2 separate regions of the Homo sapiens genome follow, and region 2 is linked to region 1. A link is an interaction called in ENCODE POLR2A ChIA-PET data of the cell type or tissue named here. Cell type or tissue: HCT116. All regions are shown on one strand. Links, peaks and the distances in the headings refer to the core of each region. The heading gives the core; the rest is flanking DNA.

Region 1 (10,215 bases), core at 2,167-7,166:
TTTAAAAAGAAAAAAAAAGGTTCAGAGTTCTGAATCCTGGAGTATATCTCTGCCTAGCAGGCTAAAATACAATTATCGTCTTTGTTCCCTGAAAAATGAAAAAAATGGAGTCCTTTAAAAAGCAAATGGTGTGAAGAATGATGTTTTTGCACTGGATACTGAGACCCATCGTGATGGGGGTCTCTGGGGCAGCTCTGCTCATGACCTGGGAGGTCACTGTAGGGAGATGTTTTCTAGGTGACCTCCCCACCCAAATACTCCAACCGGAGGCATTCACGTGTCCTGAGACCACACGCCAGGCGCAGGCTAGGGGCTAGGACAAGAATCAAGATTAAAGGGGAAATGGCCAGGTGCGGTGGCTCATGCCTGTAATCCCAGCACTTTGGGAGTCAAGGCCAGTGGATTACTTGAGGTCGGGAGTTCGAGACCAGCCTGGCCAACACGGTGAAACCCTGTCTCTACTGAAAATACAAAAATTAGCCAGGTGTGGTGACTCATGCCTGTAGTCCCAGCTATTCGGGAGGCTGAGGTGGGAGAATCACTTGAACCCAGGAGGCAGAGGTTGCAGTAAGCCAAGATCATGCCACTGCACTCCAGCCTGGGCAATAGAGCAAGACTCCATCTCAAAAAAAAAAAAAAAGATTAAAGGGAAAATGAACACAGAGAAGAGTAGATTACACTGTAAGCCTTTGAAGAGTTTTCTGTCTAAAACCAGAGACCGAAGAAACAAACAAAGATTAACTCCGAAATAGCACATAGGAGCTGGCAGGAGCCAGAGGTAGGCAGTCAGGAAATGCTGTCGGAGGGAGCAACAGGTAATTTGGGCTTTGAGGACCGGGTAGTTCTGTGACTGGAGAAGTGGAGGAAGGGCATTTCTAGCAGCGGGAACAGTATATGCATAAGCAGACAGAGGCAAAAGAATGTGGCTGGGGCTTGAGATATGTAGCCATAAATGGGAATGCAAAGGTGAAGGTAAGTTGGACTAGATTTTCAAGAGCATTGAATGCCATGCCCAGAAGTTTGCACTTGCTCTTCTGAGAATTCACGTGCTCCAGAAGAATTCTGAGCAAGAGAAAGAGTGACAAGGTCATTGGCTTTAGCCACTGTGTGCATAAAACATGGAAGAAAAGGCAGGGAATGAGGAGCAAGTTGGGAGACGGGTGAGGGGGGATGGCACCCAGGAATGGATGGCGGGATGTTAAGGAAGGTGACCCACTGGGGATGGGGATGGGGATAGAGGGCAGGCAGTTGACCATGACTCTCAGGTTTCTGGTGTGGACAACTGGATGGGTCATGAGTGCCATGAACCACAAGCTATTCATGGTCCCACTCAATACCCTCCTCTTGGGGGGCCTGAGTCATGGTTGGCCAAGGGTGTCATGGCATCTCTGGGGTCTGCATTGCTAAGCTCAGTTCCAACAGACCTTGGACTGAACTTCTGTGCAGTCCTCTCTGGCAAAGATGGGCTCAGAGACCCTTGGAGCAATGCAGCAGAGACCATGGCAGCAGCCACATCAGCATCTGAAAACAGCGGCACCCGGTTATTTTCCCTCCTTCAGACTCAGGGAATATGGTGGGGGAGGGGAGATTTGGTATAAGGGCCACTTTAAGTATCTTCCAGAATCCCATTGGAAGGGGGAGAAAATCCCATTTTTTTAAGAGCCCACTGATACCACCTTTAAAAAGAATACACAGGGGGCCAGGCGCAGTGGCTCACACCTGTAATCCCAACACTTTGGGAGGCCAAGGTGGGTGGATCACCTGAGGTCAGGAGTTCAAGACCAGCCTGGCCAACATGGTGAAGCCCCATCTCTACTAAAAATACAAAAGTTAGCTGGGCATGGTGGCACGCACCTGTAGTCCCAGCTACTTGGAGAGGCTGAGGCAAGAGAATCACTTGAACCTGGGAGGTGGAGGTTGCAGTGAGCCAAGATCATACCATTGCACTCCAGCCTGGGCAACAAGAGTGAAACTCCATCTCAAAAAAAAAAAAGAATACATAGGGGACCACTAAACTCCTAGACCAAGGGCTTTTTTGAAAATAGCTGTGACCAGGTGTAGTGGCTCACACCTGTAATCCCAGCACTTTGAGAGGGTGAGGAGGGCAGATTGCTTGAGCTCAGGAGTTTGAAACCAGCCTGGGCAACATGGTGAAACCTCATCTCTACAAAAAGACAAAACAATTAGCCAGGCGCAGTGGCGTGTGCCTGTAGTCCCAGCTACTTGGGAGGCTGAGGTGGGAGGATGGCTTTAGCCCAGGAGGCGGAGGTTGCAGTGAGCCGAGATCGTGCCACTGCACTCCAGCCTTGGTGACAGAGCCAGACCCTGTCTCAAAAAAGAAAAAAGAAAAGCTGTGCAGAAATGGGGGTGGGGAATCAGCCAACCCCCTTGTGCTGGGTCTCAGGGACACCCAATACAGCTGCTCAGGCCCAGCCAGATGGCAAAGGGCCCTCAACCAACCCTGGGACCAGAACCACAAAAAGCCACGTACTTACTGGCTCCCGAGCCCAAGCTTAACAGGTGAAATGGACCACTCTTCACCAGGAAGGGCAGGGCTGTGCCAAGCTCACCCCAGACTTCTAGGCCTGGGAGGGTAGGGTCCCATGGAGCTGTGGGCTGCCCCCTACCCAACCTGACCTCTGCTTCCTCTCTTCCCTTCTTCCCACCTAAACATTCCTCCACAGTGGCAATAGCAAAGGAAAAGACATCAACACGATTAAATCCCTCCGAGTCCTCCGGGTGCTACGACCTCTTAAAACCATCAAGCGGCTGCCAAAGCTCAAGGTGAGATTGGGAGATGGTGGGGTGCGGTGGGGGGGACTGTCAGGGTTATCATGTACAGCTGAGCAGGTTGTACACTGCTCAAGGACAACACATTAAAGGAGGTGCTGATAACATCCTAGCCATCGTGTATGGATATTTGTATTATTACAACTTCCCAGCAGATGGCAGTAAAGTGAGCTGACCTAAAATAATCTGTGTATTATGGCAGTTTTTCTTTAGATGAAGTGTCTTGGGGTTAAGATCCTTTTTCCTAATTCGCATGAAGGCATCATATGGATTTAAAAGGGTATAACCGTGATCTGGGAAGCAGGAACTAGATTTCTTGTTCCATAAAATTTTGACTTTTCATCTACCTATTCTAGGCTCTAGTATCTCCCATTCCAAAATAGCATGAACCAGCATTTCCCAAAAGCCTGTCATTCAAAAACATATATATATATTAAGGGAAATAAAATCCAGTCATTAGAGCACCCACTTTCACTCTATGCTTCACCTGGGGGTCCCCAGTATTATCTCTTATGTAATATGTTTCTTTAAATCAAGTCACACCCGTAATCCCTGCATTTTGAAAGACCAAGGCAGGAGTGTTGCTTGAGCCCAGGAGAATGAGACCAGCCTGGGCAACATAGTTAGACTCTGTCTCTACTAAAAATTAAAGACAGAAAACAGATACTGTTATGGAAATCTAACCAAATATGGCTGCCTGCCTAAGGCTTTGTGCATTGACAACTGCTCTTTCTTGGTTAAAGAGGGAAAATGTCAATGGTAGGTGTTAACATGGTAGCAACTAAGTAAAAATTTCTCCTTCACTCAAAAGGATTGAGAGAGTTGGAAAGGAAGTAACTTTGTTACCTTGTTTTTCTGTGTTGGGCTCCTGTATCACTTAAAAGCATCTCTGGTATCCCATCTGGGAGTTTTAGATCCATAGAATGCCAGGATTGAGTCCAACTCCTCCAACGCTTATTTCTGAAAGCTGGGGGGACCTTACCCTAGTGACTTGACTTATGACCTTGCCTGTAAAATGGGAATGATCATGGCAGTATTTTGGTATGATGGGCCACTGGAGGCAGAAGGTTGGGCAGGTCCCCAGCCCCTCATGCTCTCTGTCAACTCCACCCCACAGGCTGTGTTTGACTGTGTGGTGAACTCACTTAAAAACGTCTTCAACATCCTCATCGTCTACATGCTATTCATGTTCATCTTCGCCGTGGTGGCTGTGCAGCTCTTCAAGGGGAAATTCTTCCACTGCACTGACGAGTCCAAAGAGTTTGAGAAAGATTGTCGGTGGGTCTCCACTTTCCAGCACATTCCCATTGGAACCAGCAGGTGGGCAGGGGGGAAGTGGCTAGAGGCATTGGCCACTTGGGCTCAGAGACTGGAGAAGTGATGAGCCTTGGAAGTGACTCAGTTGCAACCAGCTTGGATCTTGGGTAGAAAGAAAACCGGTTTTAGAATTTGAGTCACCACCCAGAGCCACAGAATGAGTCATAAGCAAATTGATTGACCTTTCAGCCACCGCCTTTGTCATGTGAGGGATATTAATACACATCCACAGTTCCTTACTTGAAATCGTTACAGGCAGATGTGTTTCAAAGTTGAGAATATTTTGAGATTCCCATGTGGGACATGACACCCTCAGCTGGGTCTAAGGCAGCCCTATAATCAAACACAATATTTCTGCCATAAAATGTGTAACTATTTACATCAAATGGGGTAAATAACAAGTATAAAGAGCTTCATGTCCAATCAGATCAGGTTTCATTACCAAATAAGTTAGGTAAGAGGCCAGGTGCAGTGGCTCACACCTGTAATTCCAACACTTTGGGAGGCTGAGGTGGGAGGATCACTTGAGGCCAGGAGTTGGAGACCAGGTTGGGCAACATAATGAGAGCCCATCCTACAAAATAAATTTTAAAAGTTAGCGGGGCATGGTAGCACACACCTGTAGTCCCAGCTACCCGGGAGGCTGAGGCGGGAGGATTGTTTAAACACAGGAGTTCAAGGCTGCAATGCACTATGATGGTACCACTGCACTCCAGCCTGCGTGACAGAGTGAGACCCTGCCTCTCAAAAATATATACATATAGGCCGGGCGCAGTGGCTCATGCTTATAATCTCAGCACTTTAGGAGGCCGAGGCGGGCGGATCATGAGGTCAGGAGATCGAGACCATCCTGGCTAACACGGTGAAACCCTGTCTCTACTAAAAATACAAAAACCTAGCTGGGCATGGTGGCAGACGCCTGTAGTCCCAGCTACTTGGGAGGCTGAGACAGGAGAATGGCGTGAACCCGGGAGGCGGAGCTTGCAGTGAGCCCAGATTGGGCCACTGTACTCCAGTCTGGGCAACAGAGCCAGACTCCATCTCAAACAAACAAACAAACAAACAACAACAACAAAAATATATATATATATATATGTATATATATATATGTACACGCACACACACATATGTATTATATGTGTGTGTGTATATATATGTATGTGTATATATAGTGATATTGTTACCAGTGTAAAGTGGCATTTTGCAACACATGGTAGCCTGTTGTTATCTTGATGGCTATTTATTGAAATTAGGAGGATGCCAGATGTCTGGATAGGAGTCTGGAACTAACCCTTGTTTCCTGCCTTGAAAAGGAGTAGCAACCTCCCTTAGCCTGATGAACCTCTAAATGTCCCCTATGTCTCTCTGCCTCCTCCTAAACTCCCTCCACCCCACCCCCAGCAAGCCTGAGGCTCTCACCCTGAGGACTAGAAGTTATCACGTTGGAAGAGGGTGCTGGACCCTGGGTCAGCTCTCCCACCAGGAGTAAGGTTGTGCCATCACCCATGGATTTATCTCAAAGTAGATGCACACGTCATCCCCTATGAAGCACAGGAACACATGGTGGCAGGATGGGGAGTCACTGCTTCCCAAGCAGTCTAGGCTGGTGGACCACTCTTCCTTTCCCTCCCCCTGTCTCTGATAACCAAAGACAAGTGCAAGACAGCCCCTCTTTCCCATTTACTAACAGTCCCCACTCTCTGTGGCAGAGGCAAATACCTCCTCTACGAGAAGAATGAGGTGAAGGCGCGAGACCGGGAGTGGAAGAAGTATGAATTCCATTACGACAATGTGCTGTGGGCTCTGCTGACCCTCTTCACCGTGTCCACGGGAGAAGGCTGGCCACAGTAAGTGGCCCGACTGGAAATCTATCCAGGAGGAGCCCTGGGGAGCAGGAGGATAAAGGGCCTGAGAGCTTAGCAATAAGAAAGGTCTTGGAGGCCGGGCATGGTGGCTCACGCCTGTAATCCCAACACTTTAGGAGGCCAAGGCAGATGTATCACTTGAGGCCAGGAGTTTGAGATCAGCCTGGCCATCATGGCAAAACTCCATTTCTACTAAAAATCCCAAAAAAAAAAAAAAAAAAAAAAAAAAAAAAGCTGCCAGGCATGGTGGCTCACACCTGTGGTCCCGGCTACTCAGGAGGCTGAGACACGAGAATCACTTGAACCCAGGAGGCAGAGGTTGCAGTGAGCCGAGATTGCACCACTGCACTTCATCCTGAGTGACAGAGCAAGACTATGGCCTCCCCGCCTTCAAAAAAAAAAAAAAGTGAGGCTGAATCATGGACTTAGTCTTTATTTAAAATTTTGAGCCACTTGTGGTGGCTCATACCTGTTATCCCAGCTACTCAGGAGGCTGAGGTGGGAGGATCGCTTGAGCCCAAGAGTTCAAGGCTGCAGTGAGCTGTGATTATGCCATTGTACTCCAGCCTAGACAACAGAAGGAGACCCCTATCCCTGAAAAAAAAAAAGAAGAAGAAATTGATATTTGTTCATCATGGACTTTTTGCATTAATTTTGATTTTTTAAAATATTGGAGCAAAAGATTATCTTGATTACTGAGATTTTCAGTACCCCCTTAATTTGCACCCAAAACAAATGCCTCCCTCCCTCACCTCGTCCAAGTAATGGTCTTTCTCTCAGAGGTCTTGGAAATGCCAGGCTGGAAGCTTGGTAGATTCCAGCATGTGCCCTCAGCATCCTCACCTCCCTCCCTCTCTCAGCAAATATGCCAACCTGAACATGCCCTACTACCCACTCTCAGACACATCCAGTACTCACACATGTGGGAATAATGCTAACCCACAAGGCACCTTTGAGCAAAGTTTTTTTAAACACCTTTCTCAACAGACTTCATTTCCATCTGTCTGAAAATCATCGCAATAGACTTAAATGATTTTGTTCAAACAAGGCACTGAAGGACCACCTGCCAAAAAATTGTCATCATGAATACACAAATCTATCATGCCTATCATGTGAAGGTATCGCTTAGACACAGAGCCTTTGAGCAGTGTGCAACCTGCACTACTGTACAGAGCTGCTGTGCACTTACCCACTCTCATATATATCCCCATTGTACCTCCTGAGCACCCAGCACCACCTGTGCTCAAATACCCACTCTACATGCATACACCCACCTCTACTCCCTCCATTGCCACAACCTGTCTTTAAATCCCAACTTGGCCACTTATAAGTGGGTGGTCTTCAGCACGTCCCTTTAAATTGCTGAACCTCAAGTTCCTCATGTGCAAAGTGGAGCCAGTAATAACCTCCCTGGGAGGGTTGCTGAGCCGGTGGGGATGAATTGTTGAATATTGTTTCCAGCACACAGCAAGCCCTTCATGCACAGCAGTAGAAATGACTGACATTGGCCAGGCGTGGTGGCTCACACCTGTAATCTCAACAGTTTGGGAGACCGAGGCAGGTGGATCACCTGAGGTCAGGAGTTCAAGACCAGCCTGGCCAACATGGTGAAACCCCGTCTCTACTAAAAATACAAAAAAATTAGCCAGGCTTGGTGGCGCATGTCTGTAATCCCAGCTACTTGGGAGGCTGAGGCAGGAGAATCATTTGAACCCGGGAGGCGGAGGTTGTAGTGACCCAAGATCACGCCGTTGCACTCCAGCCTGGGCAACGAGAGCGAAACTCCATCTCAAAAAATTAAAATTAAAATTAAGAAATAACTGACATTGTTGTCAGCCTTTCAAAAAACAGCGACTACTTAAATTTCTTTTTCATTTCCCTCTGTTCCTGTTCTGCCATCTCACTTCCACCCTCTCTCCACCTTCCTCATCACCCCTTGGGTCCCTGTCTCTCTCCTTCCTGCCCCTTCCCTCTCCCTGCCCCATTCCTTGCAGGGTCCTCAAGCATTCGGTGGACGCCACCTTTGAGAACCAGGGCCCCAGCCCCGGGTACCGCATGGAGATGTCCATTTTCTACGTCGTCTACTTTGTGGTGTTCCCCTTCTTCTTTGTCAATATCTTTGTGGCCTTGATCATCATCACCTTCCAGGAGCAAGGGGACAAGATGATGGAGGAATACAGCCTGGAGAAAAATGAGGTGCCACTTCCAATTCCATCTGTCCTTTAAAAACTGGGGACACACACAAACTTTAAAACACACACAACACCCAGGAACCCCTTTCTAGGGGTACCTGGGGGAGGGAACAGAAGCATTGTCCCAACCGAATCCAGTCTTCAGGGCAGCCCTTCATGGAGTTTCCAGAGGAAACACATCATATAGTGTATGTATCAGTCAGTTTAGACTAGGTTATGCCGCAGTAACAAGCAACCCCAGATTTCATTGCCAAATATCCACAAAGGGACTTATTTTTTGCTCACACTGCATGTCAACATCAGTTGTGGATCTTGCCATCTTTATTCTGGTTCCCAGGCTGGCAGAGCAGCAGAGCAGCCTCCCTCTGAGATGCTCCAGATGAAAAAGAGAGTATGTCAGACTGAGGTTCAGTTCTTCAGGCTTGTGCTCAAAAATTACACATGTCACTTCTGCTCACATTTCATCAGCCAAAGCAAGTCACACATCCATTCTGACATCAGTGGAGTGGGCAAATACAATCTCCCCTAGCGAAGGGTGGTGAATATTTATGAATGAAAAGCCAAGCCAGGTGTGGTGGCTCACACCTGTAATCCCAACATTTTGGGAAGCTGAGGCAGGAGGATCACTTGAGCTCAGGAGTTTGAGACCAGCCTGGCCAACATAGCAAGACCCCATCTCTACTACAAATCAAAAAAATTAGCCAGGCAGGATGGTGCACACCTTTAGCCCCAGTAACATGGGAGGCTGAGGTGGGAGGATGCTTGAGCTTGGGAGTTCGAGGCTGCAGTGAGCTATCATTATGCCACTGCACTACAGCCTGGGCAACAGAGCAAGACCCTCTCTCAAAAAAAGAAAAGGAAAGAAAATCCAGTCCCCTGTCTACCAGAGAGTATAGACATGACTCTTTGCCTCTCTGGCATCATCCAAGCTAAATAGAGGACCTAGAATATATCCTCTGCTCCCTTGACCCTTAAGACTTAATAACCACTATTCCTCCTTCTCTCTCCCTCAAAGAGAAGGAGAAGACGCAGCAAAGTATTCAGTAAGAAAGAATGGGCTGGGCGCAGTGGCTCACGCCTGTAATCTTAACACTTTAGGAGGCCAAGGCAGGAGGATTGCTTGAGCCCGGAAGTTCAAGACCAGCCTGAGCAACATAGTGAGACCCCATCTCTATGATTAAAAAAAAAAAGTTTTAATTAGCTGGGTGTGGTGGTGCACGCCTGTAGTCCCAGCTACTCAGGAGGCTGAAGCGGGAGGATCACTTGAGTCCAGGAGGTCAAGGCTGCAGTGAGCTGTGATTGCACTGCACTCCAGCCTGGGTGACAAAGCAAGCCCGTGTCAAAGAAAAAAAAAAAAAAAGGAAGGAGGGAGGGAGGGAGGGAAGGAAGGAAATGAGAGAGAGAAAGAAAGGAGGGAGGGAAGGAAGGAGATAGGGAAGAAGGAATGAAGAAGAAAGAAAGGGAGCGAAGGAAAGAAGGAAGAAGAGAGAAAGGAAAGGAGAAAGGGGAAAGGGTGGAAGGAATGAAGGGAAGGAAGGAAAAAGGAAAGTGAAGGAGGGAGGGAGGAAGGAAGGAAAGGAGGGAGGGAAGGAGGGAGGGAAGGAGGGAGGGAGGGAAGGAGGGAGGGAGAGAAGGAGGGAGGGAGGGAAGGAAGGAGGGAGGAAGGAAGGAAGGAGGGAGGGAGCGAGGGAGGGAGGAAGGGGAAGAAGGATTAGGCTTCAATTTGATTTGGCACACTCGGTAGCTGTGTCACCTCAGGCAAGTGGTTTAACCTTTCTAAGCCTCTATTTTGGTGATCTGCAAAGTGAGGCCATTGATAGTACCCACTTCCCATGTTTGTATTAGCCATGCAATAATGGGGAAATGTCAGTGCAAGTTTTGGCAGTTGGTGACATCTCAAGCAACTGTAGCTGTTGGGATAAGAAAGCAATGGTGAGAAGGAAGAGAGAGCCCAGGAATCCTGGCTGGGGGCAAGAGAGGCAGAGACTCAAGCAGAAGCACTTGAGAACCGCGACGAGTTAGACAGAGGGTGCCCGGTGTACAGCCACCTT
Region 2 (10,215 bases), core at 3,298-8,297, 230 kb after region 1:
AGCTACCAGAGCCGCAAGCACATGTACCAGCTGGAGGACGGCAGTCATCTCTGACCCGAGAGGCCCAGACTGAAGGGGTCTCCAGGAGATGGAGGGCAGGAATAGCAGCCATGAGTCTGTCCATACAAGGAGCCTGGAGGCCAGGGCTCCTGAGGAGAGGGAGGGAGGCGAGGAAAAGCCTCAGAGCAAAAGGCAAGCAATCCCAGTGGGCCCAGGACTGATCCCTGCCAATCCCTGCCGCAGGGCATCCACCAGGCTAGCGTGGCAGGGAAGATCTGGCACGGGAAGAGACCCTGTCACGAGTGAGTTTGGCTGCTCCGCAGACCAAGTCTGGAGAGGACATGGCCTCTGGGGGGCTGTGTGCTTTGTGGCCAAAAGGGAGGATGTCCCCAAAGATGACTATTTAGCAGGGACAGCCAAGGAGACCAAGAAAAGGCCTATGAGAGGGTGGGGTGGGCTGAGCCCACCAAGCAGTAGCCCCTGTAACAAGGTACTCAGCGGGGGCAGGGGTGAAGGAAGGGGCTGAGAAGAAGGCTGCTCCTTCCCCATTTTCCTGAGAGCTCATTCACATAAAATAAAAACAAGTATTTTGAAAAACCAAGTCTCTTTGAACCCATTAACCCACAGCTTCTCACTTGCCTGCCACACTCCTTCCAGCATTCTGGAAGCTTCCACTGCCCCTCCTCTGTCAGGATTCTCCCCTCATAATGCCCACTCAGAGAGCACACCTGCCACTTTCCCATCTTGGCTCTCTTCCTTCATCAGCCCCCTTTCTGATTTTTATACCATCGTGAGCCTTTACATCATCTCAAGGATGGGCCATGGGCTGCTTCCCATCTGAAGGTAATTCAATATTCAAAATGGGTTTATGGAGCGTATAAAACTATAAGCTGCGCGAGAGACAGATGCAAAGGCGGATAAAACACAGTCCCAGCTCCAAGATTCCAGCCTAAGAGAAACTAAAAACTGCATGCTAAGTATCACAACGGAGCAAAATAAACTGGCCCCCAGCTGAGCCCAGGGCCAACTTGCATAGAAACGGGGCCTCGCCCAGCAGATTGCTCCCCTCTGCAGCAGACTCTCCAAGGTCCCTGTTTTCGTGACAAGACATGTAAAGGCAAGACTTGCCACCATGGGGATGCACTGCCTCTCCCAGGGTGCAGTGAGGAGGCCAACACATGCCTTCTGCCCCATTCACAGGCAAGGTAGCAGAGCTCAGGCTCACCAGGGGCATTTCTGCAGCCGGAGCACTTTGTTGAAGAGGAACACAATTCAAGAGGCCTTGCCAAGCCAGGCTGGCATCTGAGTAATTATATTAATGAATCTCTGAGTTACAAAATCTAATATTAGACAGTGGCTTCAGTACCATCATCCTCAGTTACTGTCCCACGTGGCTGGGAACACTCCTGGGCAGCAGCAGGGCTTGAACAGACCCTACACACACACACACACGTGTATGTGTGTGTGTGGGGGGGGGTGTTTAATTTAAAAGAAATGCATGTATTTGAAACTATGCCCAGAGATTTGTGTGCTGGGCCCACTTTGTAAACCACGATACCATAAATAAGTGAGAGAAATCTGGCCATTGTCCTCAGGGCAGAGGCCTCTCTCTTGGCCATATCTTTTGGGCTGGCAATATCCTGAGGATTATTGCTCCATGGAGCAATGGCCTTTGTGTTCGGAGCCAGCACTGTTCCCCACAGAGTCCCCTTTGGCACAGCAGGCAGGACCTTGCATGTAGACCCTTGGGCCCTTCCTCCCCATCCACGCTTATTAGCTGCCTCAATCTCAAGTCCAAACTCAAAAGTTGGGCCTGACACACACAACGGGTAGCCCACAGCCCAGCTGATCCCCTCTCTCTGGCCAAATCTCTGGTGCAGACCAGACCACTGCGCCACCACCACCATCCTGGCCTTCATCTGTGGGCCCTGTCCGAGGCCAGCAGAAACGATGACCCAGTTGGCCACGCTATGCATGTGGTCAAGGCCAGAGGGCGCCAAGTCAACTGCAGCCAGGTAGTAAACTAAACAGGCACTAAAGGCAGGTGAAAAACAGTGTCTGCTATGCTTTCATGATTACATTTCACATATGCCGGGCTAAACGGAAACTTCTATAAATGACATGAGAACACTTAGAACCTAGATTTCTGTAAACTCCATGTGCCAGAATAGGATTTGGCTCTCTCCTGCTCCTGCCTCATTTGTTTCATTTGGGAAGCTTCTTTGGGTGGCAGAGTCCAGCCCTGGTCACTGGGTCTGGGAAACTGGCTTTTATGGAAGTGAGTTCTCACCCTGGGACTGCTACGCTCAGGAAGCCCCAGGAGCCGCAGTGGCCTGTTCAGGTCTATATGGGAAGAGGTGACCTGAAAGGCAGGGAAAACAGGCAGGCTTTGCCTTTTAGAAACTCTTTGGTAGGCAATAAGGGATAGGTATTTGATGATTTTTCCATTCTTTTTTAAATAACAGATGAAGGATCCACACCAATACCATACTGCCTGGCAGGGCTTGCTGTCAGCACTGTCTCACTTTGAGATGGCACTGTCTCAAAGGGTCTCTGAGCTTTGAGATGGGAAAGACCCTCTCAGAAGCCACACGATTTCCTAGAAAAGGTTTCCAGGCCACAGAACCCTAAACACAACCAATCAAAGCACAGAAAACAAGAGCTGCAAGAAATTCAGGAAGGCAGCCAAGCAGCCCACTCTGCTAGCAGAGGCAAGAGGCGTCCTGAGGAGAGACCACGCACAGCAGGGTCTGCTTATTCTCCCTCTAAGGCTGGGTTTCTCCACCTCCGCACTTGTGACGTTTGGGGGCGAGATGATTCTTTGTTCCTGGGGGACTGTCATATGCAGTAGACTCTTCCCACTAGATTCCAATAGCACCCTCCCCCCACAACTGTGACAACCAAAAGTGTTCACAGACATTGCCAAATGTTCCCTGCGGGACAAAATTGCCCTTGGTTGAAAATCACTGTTCTAGGGTGACCAACAATCCCAGTTTGCTGGAGACTGAGGGGTTTACCGAGGTGAGGGGCTGTGAAACTCTGAGCAAACCAGGACGAGTTGGTCATCCAGCCTTCTTCCAATCCCCTCATCTGCCAAAGGCAAATTTCCTCCTCTATGCTCAGGGCTATGAAGACTAGTTCTTCCCCACCCTATATGAAGCAATCTCCCATACACCTAAAAAGATTATATCCCACCTCATAGTTTCTTCTGGGGCCAGAATACTATCCTTGTCTCCTCTTTCTTCCCCAGGCGCCATCTCTCAGCGCCATTACTTCCACGAGGCTCTCTGAGATCCGCATCAAATTGCTCACATATTTCTTAGATTACTAAGGCTGAAACTGGCCTACTACGTCTGGTAGGGGAAGTGGTCATGCCCTGGGGAGGATATGACCGGGTGCAGAAGTCGGGTCTCCCTTAAGCAAGTGGCCCCAGAGCCCTGTAGAGGTCACCTGGGAGAGAGAAGGACAGGGAAGACTCTGTAGCTCCCCTCTTCTCCCTGACACACAGCCAAGGCTGGCAGAATCTGCTACACACAGGAAAGGGGACTTGAGACCCCCTAAAGATGAAAGGAAACGGAGTCTACTGCCTTGCTTCCCGTTGGGTCAAATACCCAAGGGCAGATGGCCTGTCTCACCCATTAAGGACTCTGCCCAGGAGACCTCACCCTGTTCAGCCCAGGCTTAGCACCCACCCCCAACTCAAGCTTCCTATCCATTTGCCTCCTCCCTTTAAAGGCCTTTCTTCACTTGGTCCCCCGGGAGCATTCCTGTTACTAAGGAAACAATGATGTCATGTGTCCGGGTGGGGCCGCAGGTCCCTCCTACCACCCCCTAACTAGGTACCATGCCCGCTGACGTCACTGCTCAGAAATTTATAGCCCAGCACGGGTATTTATAAGGTGGCTCTGGTGTGACCACATATTTGGTGTGGGGCTGGTGGCTATTTATAGCCAGAGGATATACACTTATTACACCCCCTGTCTGTATTCTGGGCCACCTGTTATATAACTGCCATTATGCAATAACGCCCATTATATAATAATTATGCGCTAATGGGGATATAATCTGCAGGCATAATAAGGACACACTCCCCAAGGGCTGCACTCGGCTGGCCTCCTGCAGGTCGCCTCCGGGGATCTCCCGATCGCTCCACACAGCTCCGCCCAGTCCACAAGAGTCACCAGGTGTCACCCTACTCTCAGCTGTCTGGAGAGCAGCCTTCTCCAGACTGGCAGACTCAACCGCAAAGCCCTCTCTGGATTCCCTCTCTGTCTCGTCCGGTTTCTCATTTCCACAGCCCCACCCCTGGCCTGGAGAGGACGCTCTTCTTCCTCTGCCACTCTTCTCCCTGCTGTATTGTTAAACCCAAAACAAACAATTATGATGAAATAAATCCTGGAAGCATGACTGACGCTTCATCCCCCCATTTTAAGAAAGGAAGCCTCCCGGACACGCCAGGCCAGTTGGCGAAGGGTCTACTCCACACGAAGGAGAGCCCTCGCCTTCCTAGGAGACTTGGGAAGTCGACTCCAGAGGCCAAGCCAGGTGCAGCCAAGCAGGATACTTCCCAGGGGCCCCTCCCTCCAGCCGCAGCCCCCTTGGTGGGGATCTCAGGGCAGGCTGAGGCTTAGGCCCTGACTTCTGTGGTCGGGGTTATACCACCAGCAGGAATCCCCCAGAGTGGGATCCTAACCACTCAGACACCAGTACATGCCCTGTTGGTCACTCCTCCCAGGAATGACACGCTGAAACTGTCACCTCAGGGAAAAGAAGACAGGGACATTGGCTCTGCACTTGGGATGATGCGGGCAAGGGTACAAAAGGCAGCGGGTGGGAAGAGTTAAGACCACAATGGCACTTGACGGAGCCAATTCAATTAGCCCAAACATACCATCTGCTCTTAAAATAGATACCTCTATATTTAAAAGTTACTTGATATATGAATTGATGAAAAAAATTCGAAGAACTAACATGGATCTGCGAAGTGAAGTTGTCTCAGGCACAGGACAGTAGTTTGGGGAACCTGTCTGTCTCTCACATTCTCTATTGTTAAATTTTTACAAAGAATGTGTTTTACTACTATAATAAAAAAAAAAAATCAAATCATTTAAAAAGAGTAGTACTAAGACCCAGACAACAGTTCTGGTCTCCGTGTCTCATGCTGCAGAAACAAACGTCTGCTGTTCTTTGGGGTCTGATACGGGCCTGACAGGATTACCGGTTGCTGCACAGGCCTGGGTCAGCCCAGTAGCAGATCCCCTGTCCTGTTCCCCAGATCAGCAGCCCCAGCACACAGAGACCACTATGCAAAAAATCAGAGAGGAATAACTCAGTAGGGGACTTGGAGGCAGGCTTACAGTTCCAACCAGGGGGAGGTGAAAGGGGAAAGCCCCCAAACTGCTTCAGCCCAGGGCTCTGCTATCCGGAAAAGCGAAAACAACACAGGACACACAGGAGTAGACGATGCTCAGAGGTTCAGTCGACATTCAACACAAGGTAAATGAGGACCTAAACTGGCGGTGAGGCAAGAGGTGAACACAGGTGGCATTCTGTCTGAATCCCTGTTTCTTCCAGGCCAGAGGTTCTCAGCCATGCATGATTCTGTTCCCAGGGAACTCTTAGAAATGTCTGGAGATATTTTTGGTTGTCACACCTTGGGGAGGGAGGTGCAACTGATTTCTAGCGGGTCAAGGCCAGAGATTCCGCTAAAACTCTACAATGTCCAAGACAGTCCCCCAAGACACAGAATGATCTCACTCGAATGTCAACAGTTCCGCAGTTGGGAAATGCTGCTCAAGGGGAGCTGATATCAATGGTGAGAGGTAAGCCTCTGTCTAATTATCATGGACACAGACGAAAATCTAGAGCGGTGAGCCAGCCTCTCCCTGAACCCAGCCTTAGTCATGCTAGGAGAGTTTTTATATACACACCCCGAGAGTTTTCCAACTTTAAGAAAGGGATAAAGGTGAGAGTCAATGTGAAGAAGTGAAAAAGGCAATGAGTAGCAGATTATTGTAAAACTTCCAGCGATCACCTGGTTAATTATGATAATTACATTCATTTTTATTTCAAACTGATTCCAAGGACACTCCCAGGAAAAGGGTGTGACAGTGCAAGGATCAGGAATCCCAAGGTCTAGCAGAACCTGCCTGGCCTCACACCTAGACTTCCTGCCTCCTCTACCTGAGAAGGTCAGGTGGGATCCCTCCCCCATGCTCCAGGGAGATATGAAAAGAAGCAGAGCTGGCTGCAGCAGGGTGAGAGCATCCAGCCAACCTGGCCCCTGTCTATGCTAGACTCAGCCCGTCTATGCTAGCATGCTGCCTCTCGAGGTTGGTGGCAGGGATCCAGGGAGCCATGGCCTGTCAGGAGGGAGGGAGGCCAGTGTCAGGACAGGGCCAGGTGCCCATTCTCTGTTTCCACCCCACATACTCAGCCACTGGGGGAGCCCTTGAGCTGAGCCGCAAGCTGGGCTCTCTTCTAGAGAGTGACAGAGACCACAATGATGAAACTGGCTCCAACAGGGACCCTTGAGGTTTTCTCCTCTGAGACTCTGCCAAAGCCAGTAATCCTGATGAAGTTCAAGGAGCAGCGATGCCCTCAGAATGAGCTCCAGGTACTCAGTGACCTAGAAGCCGGCCCCTTCTGCCAGAAACTCATCATGTGACCAGAGTCCCCTGTCATCTCTGTACTTCGGGTCCTCCTCTGTACAGTAGATACAATAATACCTGCCCTGTCTATATCACTCAACCATTGTGAGGAGGGAATCAGCTCCAGGCACACTGAGAAGGCTCAGGCAGCTGACAAAACGAGCTAATTCCTCACTGTCTTTCAAGGTGCAGGTCAAGTAGGTCGTCTTCTAGGAAGCCTCCCTGGTCCCCAGGTCTGGTTTGCTGATTCCTCACTACACATATTATGCACATCACCTGAGTGCACACACACCCAGCCAGGAGCACAGGCTTAAAACTAGAATCAGGGTGAGAATTCAGGGAATTAATACATAGAGAGGACTTAGCCTGGTGCTAAAGCCATAGAGGGCCTTCAATGGAAAAATGGAATTAAAGCAGGGGATAGAGACCAAGGGCATGCCCACAGGGGACAAGAAGTTGTTAGGAGCCTGGACAAACAGGTGCCCCTTAAGTTATTGGGTGTCCCCAAATAACAGCTAATAAGTACCCTGTACTGGGGTGGTGGTGGCATGCCATGTCATCAGTAAGGCATCAGGAGTGAGAGAAGAGCCAAGATGCCCCCTACTGATAGTCCATGGCAGCTGGTGGTGAAATAAGTCACTTGGGAGACAGACCCATAAAGGGCAGCCCCAGAATATTTTTTAAATCCCCAAAGGGCCAGGAAATAAGGTACGAGATATCCATTATAGACAAAGTAAGGGACCCAGGCACCTGGGGGGTAAGGTCCAGTCCAGCCAAACTTCTCCTCCCTAGGCCCTCCTCCTCCTGGGACCCTATTCTAACGCCAACAACCCTTAAACTCAAACATGCTTAAAATGGCGACGGCGGCCTGCAGGGCCGGGCGTTTGTCGTGCTGTTTTCCACGGTGCCCTTGGTGCCAAGAAAAACCTATCATCAGAAATGCCATCAGCTATATTTATCTATCTCTCAGCCCCCCAGCCTCCTCCTCCCGTCTGCCAACCAGGCCCTGTGAGCCCCCCCTCACCCAATGGGCACACTTCCCTGTTGCTGATGCCCGTGACCACCTGCCTGAGTCTCGGTCTGTGGCACTCTCTTCCCAAGCCCTGACAATTAGGCCTCCATACAGGCATGTAAACCAGCAGGCTGCACCTCTTCTTACTGGGATATAGGGACGTGCCCACATGTGTTAAGGTACGCACCCCAACAGGCACTGGTTTGGGTGTCTCTTGTTCGAAACCTTGGACAAACATGGCCTTCCATTTCTTTTTGGCCTCAACTCCCTACTCACCAAGGTCTCAGCAGCACTGACCTGCCCTCAAAGTCCAAAACAAGCTGTGGGCCCAGGTCCTCTGCACACCATTCCCAGGAAGACACCTAGCTGCTCTATAAACCTCTCACTCCCTCTCCCTCATTCTCTGATTTAGGGTGGGAAGCCCCAACCTGTATTCTGAAGTACTGAGTCTCCAAGAAGTGTGTATGCTAGTAGAATCCCTTCAAAGGCGGAATCTGGGACAAAAAAGGAAAAATAACAAAGTCAAAGTTCACAACTGTGCAAATCCACAGCTGTGAGGAGTCCTCGAACGATGCAACACACAGGGGAATGTCATGTGCCAGACACCTCAGACCTTTCCTCTACCCAACAGGCAGGGCTGCCCTTAGGCCTAGCACATAAGATCTGCCCAAAGTGTTTGTAGGATGAATCAATAACTATATTTAAACCCCTACACCTCCTCCTGTCACCCTGGGAGCTCCACCCAACCCTCCACTCCTACACTAGCCCTCTCTTCAGAAGGCTGCCGTTCAACTCTGAGCCCCCAACTCAGAAAGGAGTTCCAGGGAGCCAACTCCTCTGAGAATGAAGCAACCCAAATAAAAATTTTAAAACCCAGAAGCTCTTTCTCTCCTGCCCCCCTCCCCCTCCACTGGCAAATGAAAACAAACAAGAAATCAAAGAGGCCTTTTGTGCGAGCACCGCGCTGACACGGCTGGGGCCTTTGAAAAGACTTCTGAATCGGACACTGAAGGATAAAATAACTGAAGCGTGGCAGCTCCTGAGACAGAAGGGCGGGGGTGGAGGGATGGGACGGACAGGGCAAAGAGAAAAAGGGGTGGGGAGGGAGTCACCTTCTTCCCTAGGCAGAAAAGGGGACACTCAGCTGTCCCCTCTCTGCCCAGCTGCTACAGGAAGCCAGGACAGAGGGAGAACGTAGCACTGGCCTCATTACCCCTTCTAACCCACTCTTCCTCTGGCATCCCAGGTCTCTGTAACACTAGAGGGTGGCCAAGAAGGACCTTGCCTCCCAATTCACAGCCCACTGTGAGCTATCCCCCAAATAAGGCCCTTTGGGCTTTCCCTCCCCTCCAGCATGGGTCACTGCAGGTTCACGCCTACGCCTACGGGAGGAAGCCTTCTAGAAGATATCATCGGGCCTTTACCCAAAGCCTGCCAGGTACACGCAAGATTCTCTTATTCTTAGAGATCTAGGAACCCCTAGGCCAGGACCTTGCTCACAGTAAGTTGACTAAGTGTGCATTTCATGGATAAAGGGAATTCTACCATGCTTTGGAAGCGCCAAAAAGTAAACCAAGTTCTCAGGAAGTCCTTCTGCACGTCTGGACCCCAGCCCTTCTGCTGCAGAGTAGCCCTGTTTCCTCTGGGTCAGCAATAGAGCACGGCTGGTCACCATGCCCATAATTATGGGATCAGGCCTCTAGGTCCCCTCTGGCTTGTTCACGGTCGGCGCTTTGCTGGCTCAAGCTCCGACAAAGGTGACTCTTTTTTCCCCCATGTCATAGCCTCCAATTCAGCCAGCAGAGCAAGCACTCTACTGAGAAACCCCCTGCATGTTGTAGGCAATGGGAGCTCTTGACTGGTTGGGTGGACAGCACTATGAACAAAAGGGACAAGAGCAGGTGGTCAAAGGAGTCTGAGAATAAGACCAAGCCCAAGCATAAGGATTGGGTCTGGGCATTTCTGTTCTCCTCTTTGGGGTCATGCCCCGCTCTGAGGCCAGCCTGAGCCCCATCATTATTCCACATCACCCAGACCCAGCACCCCAAGTTGTATTAACAGACACGAATGTCCAAAACAAAGGTGGCCAGGGCCAGCTTCACGGGTGTGCAACTTGCGTGCCCCCCACGCTTGGTTAAATGCTCTAACTGATGTCGTGCTGTAATTCCTAAAAATTTTGAACAAGGAGCCCCACATTTTCATTTTGCACTGAGCCCTGCACAGTATGTAGCTGGAAGGCCCTGAAAATTATGTAGCCACCATGGCTGGCTAGGATCTGATCATGCTTGGAGTTTCTGTGTTCAATTCTGAACACTCCAGTTTCAGAAATTTTATGAATCAGAGGGACCAAAACAAACCAGAGGGCTTCCAGGAGGTGGTTACCAAAATGGCAAGGGCACTAGGAGCCATGTGAAATGTGGGAGGCATTAGGGACTGGTGATATTCAGGCTGGAGAGGAGACAGCTTCCTGGGGAGAAGGGTGGAAGGGAGACATAAGAGCTGCCTTTGGTATTTCAAATGCTGTCCTGTTACAGGAAAATCAGCTTTCACCTG

What was found. ChIA-PET counts read pairs that join two places held together with the same protein. Peaks named below come from ENCODE experiments on the same cell type or tissue, not always from the same donor. Only the 100,000 strongest peaks of a DNase experiment are listed, where the experiment ranks them.
Region 2: POLR2A ChIA-PET joins it to region 1 with 6 read pairs; 1 of 35 experiments calls an interaction of 5 or more read pairs at or near these places.

Annotation. Positions count from the first base shown.
Region 1 is chr19:13,255,303-13,265,517 of GRCh38, reverse strand. CACNA1A (calcium voltage-gated channel subunit alpha1 A) reads left to right here. Exons shown (of 47, transcript NM_001127222.2): 25 at 2,685-2,784; 26 at 3,908-4,068; 27 at 5,817-5,954; 28 at 7,967-8,168. Among named protein-coding and RNA genes, the nearest start is that of IER2, 110 kb to the right of the region's middle. RefSeq lists enhancers at 4,143-4,372, 3,581-4,780. In HCT116, for the core only: CTCF peaks have their summits at 2,754, 2,955 (motif pointing right) and 4,002; a DNase peak (open chromatin) is centred at 4,237; H3K4me3 peaks cover 1,442 bases; H3K27ac peaks cover 1,718 bases.
Region 2 is chr19:13,030,483-13,040,697 of GRCh38, reverse strand. The region is part of intron 2 of NFIX (nuclear factor I X); the gene reads right to left. Among named protein-coding and RNA genes, the nearest start is that of NFIX-AS1, 20 kb to the right of the region's middle. In HCT116, for the core only: CTCF peaks have their summits at 4,119, 6,442 and 7,279 (motif pointing left); DNase peaks (open chromatin) are centred at 3,817, 4,152 and 6,406; H3K4me3 peaks cover 1,268 bases; H3K27ac peaks cover 861 bases.